Linked DNA regions of Homo sapiens: region 1 is linked to region 2. A link is a loop called in an ENCODE intact Hi-C map of the cell type or tissue named here. Cell type or tissue: heart right ventricle. All regions are shown on one strand. Each heading gives the region's core, and the rest is flanking DNA. Links, peaks and the distances in the headings are about the cores only. Region 1 has its middle 17 kb from the start of ASCC2. Region 2 has its middle 11 kb from the start of UQCR10.

Region 1 (8,064 bases), core at 2,481-4,980, 76 kb before region 2:
GCCTGTAATCCCAACACTTTGGGAAGCTGAGGTGGGCGGATCACGAGGTCAAGAGATTGAGACCATCCTAGCCAACATGGTGAAACCCCGTCTCTACTAAAAATAAAAAAAACTCTCCCTCTCCCTCTCCCTCTCCCTCTCCCTCCCTCTCCCTCTCTTTCCACGGTCTCCCTCTCCCTCTCCCTCTCTTTCCACGGTCTCCCTCTCATGCCGAGCCTTCTCCCTCTCCCTCTCCCTCTCCCTCCCTCTCCCTCTCTTTCCATGGTCTCCCTCTCCCTCTCCCTCTCCCTCTCCCTCTCTTTCCACGGTCTCCCTCTCATGCCGAGCCGAAGCTGGACTGTGCTGCTGCCATCTCGGCTCACTGCAACCTCCCTGCCTGATTCTCCTGCCTCAGCCTGCCGAGTGCCTGCAATTGCAGGCGCGCGCCGCCACGCCTGACGGGTTTTCGTATTTTTTTGGTGGAGAGGGGGTTTCGCTGTGTTGGCCGGGCTGGTCTCCAGCTCCTAACCGCGAGTGATCCGCCAGCCTCGGCCTCCCGAGGTGCCGGGATTGCAGACGGAGTCTCGTTCACTCAGTGCTCAATGGTGCCCAGGCTGGAGTGCAGTGGCGTGATCTTGGCTACAACCTCCACCTCCCAGCCGCCTGCCTTGGCTCCCCAAAGTGCCGAGATTGCAGCCTCTGCCCGGCCGCTACCCCGTCTGGGAAGTGAGGAGCGTCTCTGCCTGGCCGCCCATCGTCTGGGATGTGAGGAGCCCCTCTGCCTGGCTGCCCAGTCTGGAAAGTGAGGAGCGTCTCTGCCCGGCCGCCATCCCACCTAGGAAGTGAGGAGCGCCTCTTCCCGGCCACCATCCCATCTAGGAAGTGAGGAGCGTCTCTGCCCGGCCGCCCATCGTCTGAGATGTGGGGAGCGCCTCTGCCCCACCGCCCCGTCTGGGAGGTGAGGAGCGTCTCTGCCCGGCCGCCCCGTCTGAGAAGTGAGGAGACCCTCCGCCTGGCAACCGCCCCATCTGAGAAGTGAGGAGCCCCTCCGCCCGGCTGCCATCCCGTCTGGGAAGTGAGGAGCGTCTCCGCCCGGCAGCCACCCCATCCGGAAGGGAGGTGGGGGTCAGCCCCCGCCAGGCCAGCCGCCCCGTCCGGGAGGGAGGTGGGGGGTCAGCCCCCGACCCGGCCAGCCACCCCTTCCGGGAGGTGAGGGGCGCCTCTGCCCGGCCGCCCCTACTGGGAAGTGAGGAGCCCCTCTGCCCGGCCAGCCACCCCGTCCGGGAGGGAGGTGGGGGAGTCAGCCCCCCGCCCGGCCAGCCGCCCCGTCCGGGAGGGAGGTGGGGAAGTCAGCCCCCCGCCCGGCCAGCCGCCCCGTCCGGGAGGGAGGTGGGGGAGTCAGCCCCCCGCCCGGCCAGCCGCCCTGTCCGGGAGATGAGGGGCGCCTCTGCCCGGCCGCCCCTACTGGGAAGTGAGGAGCCCCTCTGCCCGGCCACCACCCCGTCTGGGAGGTGTACCCAACAGCTCATTGAGAACGGGCCATGATGACAATGGCGGTTTTGTGGAATAGAAAGGGGGGAAAGGTGGGGAAAAGATTGAGAAATCGGATGGTTGCCGTGTCTGTGTAGAAAGAAGTAGACATGGGAGACTTTTCATTTTGTTCTGTACTAAGAAAAATTCTTCTGCCTTGGGGAAAAAAAATAAAAATAAAAATAAAAATAAAAATAAAAATATTAGCTGGGCGTGGTGGCGTGCGCCTGTAGTCCCAGCTACTCGGGAGGCTGAGGCAGGAGAATCACTTGAACCCAGGAGGCGGAGGTTGCAGTGAGCTGAGATCGCGCCACTGCACTCCAGCTTGGGCAACAGAGCGAGACTGTCTCAAAAAAAAAAAGTAAGAGGGTAGAAAGAACATATGCTGCCACTTGGGAAAATATATGGCTGGAGGAAAATAAACAATGCTTATATTGTTAGATTGTTGCATATTTATTTTCTTTCCATTTTTAATAATACAGTCTTTTTAAATTTGTGGTTATGTGAGTCTAAAATATTTGTGTATGTAAGTATATATTTGATGTATTAACATAATAATATTAACATACCATATTAACATACCGTAACACATGAACTAATTATTTTTCCATTTTTTATTTTTTTAGAGATGGGGTCTCACTATGTTGCCCAGGCTGGAGTGCAATTGCTGTTCACAGGTGTGATCATAGTACACTGCAGCCTCAAACTCCTGGCCTCAAGATGTCCTCCCATCTTGGTCTACCAAGCAGCTGGAATTATAGACGTGGCTTTCACTTTTATATATAATATAAAACCTGAGATTTCATTAACTCCCAATGTACCCTCAATTCAAATTATTAGACACTTTGAAGCCAGCTAATATTTATTCAACAAATACTGAGCACCTTCTCTGTGCCAGACACAAGCCTTGGCCCTGAGGACATGATTGGTGAACTAGACATAGTACTTGAATGTCTAGGAATTTATCACCTGCTGCGAGGGACAAACACATCAATAGACGAGTACAAGGCAATGTGCTAAGGTTTATTTTAGGCAACTTGGGAACTTACAGGAGGAACCTTACTCAGTTTGAGAAAGTCAGAAGGGCTTCCTAGAGGACATGGCACTCAGCTGAGACCTGAAAGATGATTCTAAGTATACCAGGTACAAGGGGAACAGGAGTAGGAAGAACATCTCCTGCAGTGGGACCAGCTGGGATACAGGCATGGGAGCTAGAGGGGTGAGATGGTCATGGAGTCACAGTTGACTCAACGGTGGGTGTTTATGGGACAAGATAAGATACAGTTGAAGAGGTTTAAATGCCCCACACAGTTCCTTGAACTGCCATGGAGAACCATTACAAAATATCAATCTGGGGCTCGTCAGTAACCATTCTATTTTGTTCCAAATTGCCCAGATATGCCTAACCATAAACTGAGATATTGACAAATATGTATAAACTGGGCTGTTTTCATGCCCTGCTGGCACTGCTGATTTTCTGTTACGGAGCTAAAGGATTGTCAAAGGCAAAAAGTATTGGGCCTGCGGGTCTCATTGGCAATCCACAAGGAGCAAGCTTTCAGCCCGGGGAAGTGGCCAAGGGCCCTATTAGGAGGAGGACACAGTAGGTGGCTGGGCAGGGGCCAGAGGGATGAGAAAATGAGGCACTCATCCAAACAGCGTCAGGGATTATCAGTGGGCATTGGCAGAGGGCACAGAGCCCAGGGGAGCAGAGACGTATTATGACATGTCTGTCTATAGTCAGTAGGGAAACAGCAAGGCCACTAGAGACAAGGAGACAGCCCATTCTCCAGCTTCCTCTTACTATCTCTGCAAAAGCTGCTTTGTGCCTTGTCACTGGCAAGCCACCCCAATGAAACACTCGATGACCGAGTGGCGTTGAGAACACACCAGTAGTAGCCTGATACATTGGTCAGAACCACAGGAGCTCAGCTAGAGGCATAGCCGCCTTCTCTCTTTGGCTGGTGACATGTTGATAAAGTTCTCAAGTCCTGCAGTCAGCCCCTGACAGCTTCTCTGGGCAACGGTTCATGTTGGGACGCTTCTGCCACCCTCCTGCCCACCCCAGGCACAGCAGCTGGCGGGCTGCTGCCTCCTGCCAGGAAAGGTCTGGACCTCGCTGGAAATTCAGAAGCTTGACTTTCAGTCCCTTAGTGCAGCATCCTCTGAGCACAGCCCCTGATCAGCAGGCAGGAGGCCAATTTAAAAACACAAAACATACTTATTTCTCACATGTCTAAAAAGTGTATAGACAAATCTAAATCTCAGACCAGGTAAAATCTTTGACTTATCCTAGATTCCCCTAAAAGTAGAGTCTGAGTCCGGGCAGGATGGCTCACGCCTATAATCCCAGCACTTTGGGAGGCTGAGGCAGGCAGATCACCTGAGGTCAGGAGTTCAAGACCAGCCTGGCCAACATGGCGAAACCCTGTCTCTACTAAAAATACAAAAATTAGCCGAGTGTGGTGGCACATGCCTATAGTCCCGGCTACTCAGGAGGCTGAGGCAGGAGAATCACTTGAACCCGGGAGGCGGAGATTGCAGTGAGCCAAGATCACATGACTCCACTCCAGCCTGGGCAACAGAGCAACTCAGTCTTAAAAAAAAAAAAAGAAAAAAAATTGTCTTGGTGCAGTGGATCACGCCTGTAATCCCAGCACTTTGGGAGACCGAGGCGGGCAGATCATGAGGTCAAGAGATCGAGACCATCCTGGCCAACATGGTGAAACCTTGTCTCTACTAAAAATACAAAAATTAGCTGGGCGCTGTGGTGCGCACTTGTAGTCCCAGCTACTTGGGAGGCTGAGGCAGAAGAATCACTTGAACCTGGGAGGCAGAGGTTGCAGTGAGCTGCGACTGCGCCACTGCACTCTAGCCTGGTGACAGAGCGAGAGTCTACCTCAGAAAACAATACAAAAAACAAACAAACAAAATCAGTCTCAGTATTCTGTTATAGCAACACAAAATGGACTAAGACATGTGTTCAGCATCCCTCCCTCCATTTCTGGGAACAGCATCTCTATTTTGGGATTGGGAAACCACTCTCTCACTTCCAGTTCCTGTGATTGGGTGAGGCTAACCTCTCCTCGTTCCCAAGACACCAACTCCAAGGGTTGCTCAAGTCCCAGGTCCAGCCGATCAACACAGCCTGTTCCTCCCTGCCAGCTACAATGATGAGTTCAGGACCAGTCCCTAGATCATAGGTGCTTAGATCTTCATTTCAGTACTCACACAGCCATGTATTTTGGGAATGCGATTCCATCCCATGGGTAGGACCTGAGAGGCTTAAACTAACCAGTTTAAGTACATCCATTCCACTGAATGAAGACACTAATTTTGGAGTGAGCATGTGACCAAAGTGGCCCAGCCAGCCTGACTCTCAAGACTGCCTTGGAATGCTGGAACACGTGTGTTCTTTCTGTGCTCATGGGAAGAAGGAAACCCATGGTGCCAGCTGCTGCTGGAGGGCATCTTAAGACCCCAAGGTGAACCAGTCTCAGTAGAACACCTCACTATATATGGCAGAGCACAAAGACAAAACCAGTGCCTGAGGACACAGGTGAGTTGTTGCATCAGCCAAACTCGAAGCTCGACTTACTTCTGGATCTCCAGTTATGTGAATCAATCGTTCCCCTTCACTGTTTAAGTCCATTTATGGTGGATATTTTGCTACCTGCAAGCTGAATGCAAACCTAACCAAGCCTGAACTTAAACCTAAAAGAGAACCATTAGTTCATGTAATAGAAAGGTCCCAGGCTGGATGCGGTGGCTCATGCCTGTAATCCCAGCACTTTGGGAGGCCGAGGCAGGTGGATCACCTGAGGTAAGAGTTGGAGACCAGCCTGGCCAACATGGTGAAAGCCCGTCTCTACTAAGAATACAAAAATTAGCCCGGCATGGTGGCACATGCCTGTAATCCCAGCTACTTGGGAGGCTGGGGTAGGAGAATTGCTTGAATCCAGGAGGTGGGGGCTGAAGTGAGCCAAGATCGTGCCACTGCACTCCAGCCTGGGTAACAGTCGGAGACTCTGTCTCAAAAAATAAATAAATAGAAGAAAAGTCCCAGGGTAGAGACACTCCGAATAAGCTGAGGCTTTACATCCATGATCTCATTTGATTGCCTTCTCATACTGGTGACTACTATTCAGATCCCCCTTCAGTAGATGAGAAAAAAAAATATTTAAAAAATTGATGGCACTTACCCAGTAGTTCTCAAGCAGAAGAAATGTTGTGCCCCTCCCCCCAACCCAGGAGACTAGGGACACTGGATAATGTCTACAGACATTTTTGGTTGTTGTAACTTGGGGGTGGGGAAGGGGAAGGAGGGAGCTGTGGTACTGGCACCTGGTGAGTAGAAGCCAGAAATGGTACTCAATATCCTATAATGCATGGAACAGTCTCCCACAACAAGGAATTATCCAGGCCAAAATGTCAGTAGAGCTGACATTGAGAAACCCTGCTTGATTAAATCCAGGGTCACTTGGATGGTAGGCTCAGATTCAAACCCAAGTCACTCCACAGAATGCTGCTTGAGCCCACTCTAAATATGCAATACATCCCTATGCCAGAGTCAGCCAAAGGGTGGCTACAGCTAAGGCTCAGGAAAGCGAGAGGTCTGAGAGCCCAGGGGTAATGGAGCCCAGCCACTTCAGGGCCACCATAATCTTGTACCTACTTCACCCTCTGTCAAGTGCATTTCAGGGTGAGCCCCTTGTGGATTCCTGTATAATTTATTGGCCGTGGTGGCCTGTGCTTTGGAGGACCTAGGGATGTCTGTGGCTCCATGCCCAGGGTCCCAGTTCCATTTCCATTTCTACCTATTTGCCTGGCATTTGCTCTCCAAAATTGGAAATTAATAATTCATTGTGCAGGATGAATAATTCAGCAGCAAGGACAAAGGGCCAATGGCAGTGGTTGGCATCACAAAATCAGTCTATGTTTTCTTCTAAAGGGAGAGGGGACTGGGTGCTGTGGCTCATGCCTGTAATTCCAGCACTTTGGGAGGCTGAGGCAGGTGGATCACCTAAGGTCAGGAGTTCAAGACCAGCCTGGCCAAGATGTCAAAACTCCATCTCTACTAAAAAATGTAAAAATTAGCCATGTGTGGTGGTGCATGCCTGTAATCCCAGCTACTTGGGAGGCTGAGGCAGGTTGAACCCAGGAGATGGAGGTTGCGGTGAGCCGAGATTGTGCCATTGCACTCCAGCCTGGGTGACAGAGTGAGACTCCATCTCAAAAAATAAAAATAAAAATAAAAATAAAAAATTAGCCAGGTGTGGTGGCACACTCCTGTAGTCCCGGCTGTTTGGGAGGCTGAGCATCAAGGATCACTTCAGCCTGGAAGGCTGAGACTGCAGTTAGCTGTGATTGTGCCACTGCAGTCTAGCCTGGGTAACACAGCAAGAATCTGTCTCAAAAAAATGAAATAATGGGCCAGCCGCAGTAGCTCACACCTGTAATCCCAGCACTTTTGGAGGCCCATGTGGGCAGGTTGCTTGAGCTCAGGAATTAGAGACCAGCCTTGGCAACTTGGCAAAGTTTCATCTCCATTAAAAACAAATAAATAGCCAAATAGCCGGGTGCAGTGACTCATGCCTGTAATCCCAGCTACTCAGGAGGCTGAGGCAGGAGAATCACTTGAACCCAGGAGGCAGAGGTTGCAGTGAGCCGAGATCATGCCATTGCACCCCAGCCTGGGTGACAGAGTCAGACTCTGTCAAAAAAAAAAAAAAAATATATATATATAAAATAAAAATTAAAAGAAAATAAAATAATAAAAAATAAAGGGAGACGGGGCTGGGTGCAGCAACTCACACCTATAATGTAATTCCAGCACTTTGAGAGGCCGAGGCAGGAGGATCACTTGAGCCCAGGAGTTTGAGACCAGCCTGGGCAACATAGTAAGATCTCATCTCTAAAAAAAAAAAAAAAAAAAAAAAATTAGTCGATGCCTGTAGTCTTAGCTACTTGGCAGGCTGAGGCAAGAAGATCACATGAGGCCAGGAGTTCAAGGCTGCAGTGAGCCATGGTCACACCACTACACTCCAGCTTGAGTGAGAGTGGGAACCCAACTCAAAAAAATAAAAAATAAAATAAAGGGAAAGGGAAAAAGAAACTCTACATCCAAGATGATCTCTGGACGAAAATGACACCAAATACTGGACAATTTAAACAAGCTCCCCTTTTGGGAATGGGCATTGGTGAAGACATTGGGGCTGCCTGAAGGGAATTCTGGACTGTGTTTCCCTCCCCACATCACTTTTAGCCTCTTGAACCTTCACAGTCCATTATAGCCCAGCTTGATTGGCACCTGCTCCTGGAAGCTTTCCCTGACGTCCCTAACCAACTGAAGCTGAGAATATATTTCTCTCTGATTCCATGTATTAGCCACTGACCATTGCCCTGACCACTGCCTGCCTCACAGCCTCACACTAAGCCATGTTTCTGTCACCAGAGATTCTTGGGCCTTAAGATGGCTTTTCTAGCTAGAAGGGAAGAAGAGGTTCAGCAGGGTGCTGGCGTGAGTTGCTCTTAGACTTTTGAGGATGTTTCTTT
Region 2 (4,084 bases), core at 1-2,500:
GTGGATCAAATATGCTAATTAGGCACAGGTCCCTGAAGACTGTGTGGGGAGACCCATTCATTTACCCTCTGTAGCAACATAACAAATGACCCCTCCTAGACCTGTGCTAAGCACATCACAAGCACTCTCATATATTTTCCCAACCACCCTGTGACATGTCAGCATCATTATTCCATTTTTCAGATGAGGAAACTGAGGGTCAGAGAGGGGAAACAACCTGCCCAAGGACCCCCAGCCAAAGAGCAGCAGGGCTAGGATTCAAACTCAGGCATGTCCTGTCTCCCTAATCCATGCCCAGGCATAAGGTGATGGAGCAAAGGAAAGCCCAGCAAGGACCCTATTTGGTAGGTTTGTGAAGTGAGATTTGAGGTAGCCTGGGTCTTACATGTCAGGCTAGGGAATATGAACTTGATCTTGTTGTGGGCAGTGGGGAGCCATTGAAGGTGTTTAAGCAGGGGCATCAGTCTGGCCTTACAAGAGTGCAATGGAGGCTGGGTGCGGTGGCTTACGCCTGTAATCCCAGCACTTTGGGAGGCCGAGGTGGGTGGATCACCTGAGGTCAGGAGTTCGAGACCAGCCTGACCAACATGGTGAAACCCCATCGCTACCAAAAATACAAAATTAGCTGGGTGTGGTGGTGCATGCCTGTAATCCCAGGTACTTGGGAGGCTGAGGCAGGAGAATTGCTTGAACCCAGGAGGCAGAGTTTGCAGTGAGCTAAGATCGCGCCGTTGCACTCCAGCCTGGGCAACAAGAGTGAAACTCCATCTCAAAAAAAAAAAAAAAAAAAAAAAAGTGCAATGGAGAAGAAGGGTTCCAGCGCAATCAGGGAAGGTTCTGGATAAAAGTGTTTTGTTTTGTTTTGCTTTTTGAGACAGGGTGTCACTCTGCCACCCAGGCTGGAGGGCAGTGTTGTGACCTTGGTTCACTGCAACCTCCACCTCCCAAGCTCGAGTGATCCTCCCACCTCAGCTTCCTGAGTAGCTGGGACTGCAGGTGTGCACCACCACACCCAGCTAATTTTTGTATTTTTTGTAGAGATGGGGTTCCCCCATGTTTCCCAGGCTGGTCTCAAACTCCTGAGCTCAAGCGATCTGCCTGCCTCAGCCTCCCAAAGTGCTGGGATTACAGGTGTGAGCCACTGTGCCCAGTCTAGGCAGAAGTTTCAAAATGGGGATAGGCCAGGAGCAGCAAGAAGGCAGTCAGCACCAAGCAGCTGCCAGCCAACACTTTCGCTACACTCCATCATTGCTCTGTCCTTGATGCCTGCTGGAGTCTGCCCTTGGCATTCGGTCTATATATAAATTCAAGCATATCAGGCCAAGGCCCCAAAGAAAAGAGAAAAATGATTTTTTTTTTACATGGCACATAGTAATAAATATGAGCATAGCCAATGGTCCTGCATTTGGATCTCTGCTCTACTCTCACTAGCTGCGTTACCCTGGGCAAGACACTTAACCTCTCTGAGCCTCATTTTCCACTTGGAATGACAATCCAGTGACACAGGGTGCATGTGCGGCACCTGGCCCAGGCCTGCCCCCGAGTGAGTGCCCAGAGAAGGCACTATTTTTGTGTGTGTGATCTTCTGTGTGTGCTGGTTGCCTGCCCCACACAGTACAGAGTGTTCGTCCTTTGCTGTCACTCAAGCAGCTGCCACAACCTCCGTCTTGTGCAAGGAATTTGTATTCTCTCCAACTTTGCACATTGCTCAGGCATTGTAAATTCATTGATTTCTGTCCTTTCCCCAGAGGACTTCAAACTCATTTGTAGGACGGTCCTTGTTCCTTGTGTTTGGAAGGGCTGACTGAGTCATGGGGATGGAATCTATTTCTTTTTAATAACTTACATTGCTTCCCCCCTTAGTACAAAAGCAGTAACATGCTCGGTGTGGTTCACACAAATAAGCAAAGGAAAACTACTGATAATCCTGCCATGCGGAAATAATCACTGTTAAGATTTTAGTTCTTATCCTTACAGCATTTTTTTTTTAGAAAAAAAGAATACACATAATGGTTTTCTACAAATATGGGATCGTACTACACATGCTATTATCACCATTTATTCAGGTAATGAGATATTGTGAACATCTTTCTGTTTCTCATCTGCATCATGTCGAATGGCTTACTTGTCTTCTATTATACCATGCTTTAGTCGGGCAATTCCCTGTTTTTGTACATTGAGGTTCTTTCTAATTATTTGCCGTTAAGCTACAATGAAGAGTCTCCTGGCTAAATATTTGCCCACAATCATGATTATCTTCTCAGGATAAATTCTTAGAAATAGAATTGCTGGGTCAAGTTTTTTGACTGATGTTGTTGAATGGGTCTTCCCGCCAGCAGTGTTTGAAACGATCATTTCCCATATCTTGGCTCATGCCGGATATTATAATGATTAAAAAAAAAAAACTTTGTGAATTTAATAAGTAAAAGGACATCTAGTGATTTTTATTTTGCCAATCTGTTGTTACAGAGCTTCAAGAAGCAGATGCAGGTATAAAATGGGCCGGAGAAAGATGCAGAGGTAGGGAGGGGAGTGTGGTGGGTACCCATAGTCCCTTCAGTACGAAAGATTTACCACCTCAGATGCTGGACGTGCTGTTGGCCTCTTCAGGGATTGGCCAGGCTGAAGAGAACTGCCCTGCCCTGTCTGCCCACTTCCTAGGCAGCAGCCTCCAGCGAGTGATCAAAAGAGACTACAGTCTGGGTGCGGTGGCTCACGCCTGTAATCCCAGCACTTTGGGAGAACAAGGCAGGCAGATCACTTGAGTCCAGGAATTCAAGACCAGCCTGGGTAACATGGTGAAACCCCGTCTCTACCAAAAGAAAAAAAAAAAAACTCAAAAAGAAAAAGAGGCTATAAATGGCCCTGGTCACCCAGATCAGGACAGCTCTGAACGGCCATGCTTCAGAACTAACCAGGGTCAGCGGAAGCCTTTGTTGAAACTGCATCTATGGCCAGATGCAGTGGCTCACACCTGTAATCCCAGCACTTTGGGAGGCCGAGGCGGGTGGATCACAAGATCAGGAGTTTGAGACCAGCCTGGCCAACATAGTGAAACCCTGTCTCTACTAAAAATACCAAAACTAGCCAGACGTGGTGGTGGGAGCCTGTAGTCCCAGCTACTCGGGAGACTAAGGTGGGAAAATCACCTGAATCCAGGAGGCAGAGGTTACAGTGAGCCAAGATCATGCCATTGCACTCCAGCCTGGGTGACAGAGCAAGACTCCGTCTCAAAAACAACAACAAAAACAAAAACACAAAGAACACATCTACATCTTGGTCTGACTTCTTTTTTTTTTTTGAAATGGAGTCTCACTCTGTCGCCCAGGCAAGAGGGCAGTGGTGTGATGTCAGCTCACTGCAGCCTCTGCCTCCCAGGTTCAAGCAATTCTCCTGTCTCAGTTTCCCAAGTAGCTGGGATTACAGGTGCCCCCCCCCCCACCACCATGCCCAGCTAATTTTTCGTATTTTTAGTAGAGACGGGGTTTCACCATTTGGCCAGGCTGGTCTCAAACTCCTGACCTCAGATGATCCATCTGCCTCGGCCTCCCAAAGTGTTGGGATTACAGGGATGAGCCACCACGCCCAGCCAGTCTGACTTCTTCTGCTGGTCCTGTTTCTTTTCCTTGGTCTACACTAGCCCCCAGTGGAGTCCACTCCCCAGGGAACCCAGCCTGTGGTTAGGAAGCATCCTTGTGTCTACCTGGGACAAGCTCAACGTGTGCTTGGTGTACAAACCTAGAATGTTCTGAGAGCTGGGCCTTCCTTCTTTGGGCCACCATGACAACACAGAGGTAAAATGTTTTAAGCCCTGGCAGGCAGCCCTGGGGTGCCAGAAGCTTCTAGGGTACCCTCTGGCTGGGTTATTTAAGCAGTCAGCTGGGTGGAGATTTACTATACAGAGTTTACTTCCCTTGACACCCCTCCTAGATAACAACACCCTCAGAAACAACAAGAATTATGGCTGCCATTGTGCAGTATCATGGGGGTTATTTATTTTACAGATAAAGGAACTGGCTGAGAGAGGGTAAGTAACTTGTCTGAGTTCGCACAGCCGGTGAGTGGTGGGGCTTGAAGTCTAACC

What was found. Hi-C counts contacts between places; a loop is a spot of excess contacts. Peaks named below come from ENCODE experiments on the same cell type or tissue, not always from the same donor. Only the 100,000 strongest peaks of a DNase experiment are listed, where the experiment ranks them.
Region 1: a loop joins it to region 2, with 7 times the contacts of the local background. A loop is called at or near these places in 1 of 110 quality-filtered maps.

Annotation. Positions count from the first base shown.
Region 1 is chr22:29,851,196-29,859,259 of GRCh38, reverse strand. No RefSeq gene overlaps it. Among named protein-coding and RNA genes, the nearest start is that of ASCC2, 17 kb to the right of the region's middle. In heart right ventricle, for the core only: a CTCF peak has its summit at 3,581; DNase peaks (open chromatin) are centred at 3,179 and 3,479; H3K27ac peaks cover 1,464 bases.
Region 2 is chr22:29,776,755-29,780,838 of GRCh38, reverse strand. No RefSeq gene overlaps it. Among named protein-coding and RNA genes, the nearest start is that of UQCR10, 11 kb to the right of the region's middle. In heart right ventricle, for the core only: no CTCF peak of the experiment used is centred there; a DNase peak (open chromatin) is centred at 1,548; H3K27ac peaks cover 2,161 bases.